2 separate regions of the Mus musculus genome follow, and region 2 is linked to region 1. Evidence: chromatin loops called from intact Hi-C (ENCODE). Cell type or tissue: left cerebral cortex. All regions are shown on one strand.

Region 1 (2,500 bases):
TTATAATGAGGATGGATGTGAAACTATAATGGCATTGTGATGTGATTATTTTCTTAAAATAAATTCCTATCTATATTAAGAAATGTTAAACATCCTTAGTCATCACGGAAACGCAAGTTTAAACCATTTTGAGGTTCAATGCATCCCAGTCAGAACAACTATTGTTGAGCAAACAAATGACAAGAAATGCTGGAGAGGGTGTGAGGGAAGAGGGGCTTTTAATCACAGTTGGGCGGACTATAAACCAAGTCCAGCCATGATGGAAACCAGCACGAAGCATCTTCAAAAAATAAATTCATAGAACTATATGATCTATCTATACCACTCCTGGAACCCCAGAGACAGTTGTGTATTTATATTTATTGCTGCTCTATTCACAATGACAGGGAAATGGAATCTGCTTGGATGCTCACCAATAGGAAGACAGAATTGAAAACGTGGCTTCTATCTGGAATTTTACTCAGCTGTGAAGGAAAACAATCACGAAATTTGGAGAACAATGAATGAATTTGGGAAAATATTTCTTTCTATATAGTACCATTGAATTATTAGAAACTATTATTTCGAGTGTGGGATGACAGACTCACATCCTCTTTCATATGTGGACCCTAATTTTCAATGTGGGAATAGGCTACAGAACTAGGTATGAGGACAGGGGAGTCAGAGTGTCAAGAAAGGGGTTGGCGACACCGTGACATGAGAGCGGACAGACAGAAGGCTAGTGTGGTAGGCATGAGGTAGGGGCGGAGAAGGCGAGGCCAGGGTCAGAGGAACAACAAAAACAAATTTTGTTTGAAAAAATCCCACAACGGAACTATTTGTGTAATAATAAAAATTAAAAAAGAAATACCAGGCCTCTTAAAAATGAAAGTTTAGAAAGATAATTAGCAACGAAAAGAACGTGAATACTATTTCCTGATATAGCAATTCATAATTCAATGCTCTACAAGAGCATAATGGTTAAACAACAGCAACAGAATAGCAACAACAATAAAAGGAACAGCCAGGCGCCAGCTCGTGGTCATTTCAACATGCCAGACGATGGCAGCACAGTACCACGAGACAGTCTCAGCTTCCCAAGTCCCTGTGATTAGCGAGGAGACTGGAGTGTGAATCAGACCATTAATGACCCAAAGAAACATCTTTCTGGACGGAAATGCTTAGCCTTGTAGGGTTAAAGGAACCTGCACTCCTGTGTGTGTGTGACAGTTGTGACAGTTGTTGATAGAGTTGAATGTGCTTCCTTTTTGTGTTTCCACCTCAGTTTAGATCCATCCTCCGTCTGCCTGTCTGTCCTTCTGTCCCTTCCTTCCTTCCTCCTTTCCTTCCTTTAGGAAGGCTTCAGCCGATGACAATATGACCCCGCTGCCTTTGGATCAGCGAAAGTTTCTGATAGAACATTCCATGGTTTTGAAACCAGATGAATGGTATGCCCTTCCTACTCCCTTTTAGATAATTATATCTTTATTGAGCTCGTTGAATTTTTTTTTTGTTTCTGCCAGTCTCTCCTTCTCTTACTATGCTCAGTACGAATTTTAAAGGCTTACGGTCGCAGCGACGGTTTGAGAAAGAGGAGCATCACCTCTGACGTCACAGTAGCGTCATCATCAAGCGAGTAAGCCATTATCTCTGCACTGCTTCCCAACCCTGAGTCCTCTTTGGTTGCTTCCGCTTTCTAAAGTAGAACCGCACCGGTGGCTCTTTGCGAAGAAGTTCGCAGTGTATTTTACGGAGTGTTAGGCAGCTAGGTGGTGAACACTCTCCGTACTCCTCAGTCCCTTCGATGTGTGACTTCAGTCCACTAGCTTGAGTCCTTGGCAGGGTCCATGTTTCTTTGGAAGGATGATAAGATTGCATGTCTTAATGGTCTAGATGAAAATGTTAGTCCAAAAGAGCATGCAAGCAGATAATAATAATGGAAAAAGCATTATAAGTTTTCCTGGCCAATAGTAATTTTTATATGTGTGTTAATTATATTACCCATTGATATATAAATGCGCAAAGAATCTCATTTCTTTTTCATGGATGAAATACAGATAAAATGGAAATGGAGAAATTCCAGTAGGATTTTATCTTAACTCCTCTCAGATGACTGTCTGGGGATTTGGAGCATAAACAGGAAGAAGTAGGCTAGTATTCGTCCATGAGTGGACTTTTCCAAAACTATGGTACATTCCCCTTTTATATGGGTAGTTTGGTTGTGGCTTGGCATCAGATTTCTGATCAAAGTAGCCTATTCTAGGAGGTTAGTGGTATTAAGATTAAGATTTTTTAAAATGATTTTTTTTGGTTTATTTATTTATTTCGTGTATATGAGTACACTGTCACTATCTTTAGACACACCAGAAGAAGGCATTGGATCCCCACTACAGATGGTTGTGAGCCACCATGTGGTTGCTGGGAATTGAACTCAGGACCTCTGAAAGAGCAGTCAGTGCTCTCAACCGCTGAACCATCTCTCCAGCTCTTAAGATGCCATTGTAATAAAACAGAAAAGTTA
Region 2 (2,500 bases), 150 kb after region 1:
CCCCACTCTGGTTTCCCTGCATCCCCCCACTTTCTTGAATTCATGACCTAATCTGTATTTATTTTTGTTACACACACACACACACACACGCACACACACACACACACACACACACACACACACACACACACCCACACCCACACACACACACACACACCTGCTGATGGATGGAGAAAACAGCTTTGTTTTTCCTTTTCAGAGATGAGACCACAGTACCAAGGGTCATTTGTTGGTGTCAATGTGTGGAACTTGAAGCTCGTACACATTGACCGAGGTTGTGTATTTCTTGGGTGTTATGATGAAGCTCCTGATACATGAGTCTCATTTACCCATTGATAAATATTTGTTAATGAAATTCCATGTGCCAAGTCCTTTCTGAACACTGACTTAAAAAAAAAAGAAAAGCCAGTGTACTTTGGCTTAAATTCCTTATAGATAGAACATAAATACCTACTGTTTCATAAATAAGGTTTCTGATTACATATCCCTTATCACAACTAAATGGTGGGTTTCTGAAGCCAGCAGTGGTCAGTGATTCATACTCTTCACCCCATCAGGATTTGGGTGTCAGCAACTCATGAGTATATAGTTTGTTTTAAGAAGGCCACTGGTATGTAGATGTCACCACATTGAGTTTTGGAGTGACAGAGTTGATGACAATTGTATTCTCAAAGCCATATTTGTCCATCTTCCCAGAGCAGAGTGTTCAGTGACACAAAGCACAGTTGCTGTGGTGATATGAATATGCTTGGCCCAGGGAGTGACACTATTAGGCATTACAATGCCTCATTGGCATATGTGTGGCCTTGTTGGAGGAAGTGTGTCACTGTAGGGGTGGGCTTTGGGACCCTCCCCCTAGCTTCCTGGCAGGCATTCTGCTCCTGGCTTCCTTTGGATGAAGATGTAGAACTCTTAGCTCCTTTCACATCATGCCTGCCTAGATGCTGCCATGCTTCCTGTCATAATGATAGTAGACTGAACCTCAGAACCTGTAAGCCAGTCCCAATTAAATGTTGTCCTTTATAAGAGTTGACCTGGTCATAGTGTCTCTTCACAACAATGGAAACCCTAACTAAAGGCAGTTGGGTTCTGTTGTTTAGGAACTCTGCATCATGGTAGGAGTGGAAGGGGAGGGTTTGAATATCATAGTTTCCAAGGTTGGAGGAGTTGATACTACATTGAAAATCCATCAAGATTCTGAGGAATAATGTAGTCTAAACCTAAGGGGCAACTAAAAACTCGGCCATGCCCCGGCAGAGCAAGCTTGCAAATACAGCTGCTTAAATAGCTGGTCCCTAGTCTTGGCACAGCACTGGCATGACAATGATTCAGTGGTGGCAGGCAGATTTCATGCCTCCTAAATTAGAGTACTTGGGATCTGCCCAAGCAGGCACTTATATCCTGTACAAAGCTTTCACTGTCTGGAAAGGACCTGCCTGCATATTGATAGAAGGCTCTGAAAATAAGTCATCTCCCCACCACAAAAAACAAAAATGCATCAGATCTCATGTCTCAAATGAAGTCATACCATGAGAACTTTGTGGGACAGAGTTTTGAAGATGGCGAGGGATGCTTGGCTGTCAGGGGCATGGCTATAGAATTACTGGCTCACAGGCACAAGAAGGCACACATGGTCACCGCACTGTGTGGAGACAGGGATCTTGATTATGGCTATTTCAGAGGTACTCAGTTTCATAGCCTCAGGTCCTTGGCCCTGTGCCAGAGCAGAGATGGTCTGGTTTGATGTTTTACAATATAATAGATCATATTAGCTTGAAAGTCATTTCCAGCAAATCCAATATTCAAAGGACTAATCACCGTGTTTGGACCAAGAGCTAGACATGGGATGAAGCAGTCTAGAGCTTTCTATCTCTGGAAGCAACCTTTTCCTGCATGGCCAAGATCTGGAGATACAATGCATTTCTACATAGAGGAGTTGTTACACGCGGGACCAATTATACACTGTCCCTTTCCAATCAGTCCTTTAAAAGAAAGCCAAGCTTTGCACGGCCACTTGTCAACCTGTCTCTTGGTCAAAGAATCATCTCACATAAGGACACCATAACTTGTTTCATTGGCAAAGTCAACACACTGAAAATATTTGAAGGGATTGTCATGGCCTTGGACTAGGATACATGAAGTCTTGCTCTCTTTTCAATGATACTGTTTATCTGTGATATAGCATTTACTATTGTTTATGCCACTTTAAAAAAAAAATCAAGAGAAGTGTACTGACTTCAAAGGTGGCTGAGGAGCAACAAGAATCAAGTTCTCTTGTCCGGAGCTCTTGGCCTACAGCTGGGAACTGGGGCACGATGAAGCAGTAGCTAGGCTACATTCCTGCCAGTGGTACCCTTAAAAAGAGGGCGTGAACATCATGAAAAGATGCTGAGAGAAGTGTTGGGTTCCTAGCATAAGTTAAAGGGAACAAGGCCTTGGTCTTTAGAATCTCCACTGCTGAGGTTTGTTGTAGGAGATGGAGATCGAGAGTGGGAAACAG

The links. Hi-C counts contacts between places; a loop is a spot of excess contacts. Peaks named below come from ENCODE experiments on the same cell type or tissue, not always from the same donor. Only the 100,000 strongest peaks of a DNase experiment are listed, where the experiment ranks them.
Region 2: it touches region 1 in a loop (2.4-fold over the local background); 7 of 42 quality-filtered maps call a loop at or near these places.

What each region holds. Positions count from the first base shown.
Region 1 is chr8:26,183,338-26,185,837 of GRCm38, forward strand. No RefSeq gene overlaps it. Among named protein-coding and RNA genes, the nearest start is that of Thap1, 26 kb to the left of the region's middle. In left cerebral cortex, a CTCF peak has its summit at 1,036 (motif pointing right); DNase peaks (open chromatin) are centred at 1,051 and 1,645; H3K4me3 peaks cover 632 bases.
Region 2 is chr8:26,335,734-26,338,233 of GRCm38, forward strand. No RefSeq gene overlaps it. Among named protein-coding and RNA genes, the nearest start is that of Gm31784, 25 kb to the left of the region's middle. In left cerebral cortex, no CTCF peak of the experiment used is centred here; a DNase peak (open chromatin) is centred at 1,378.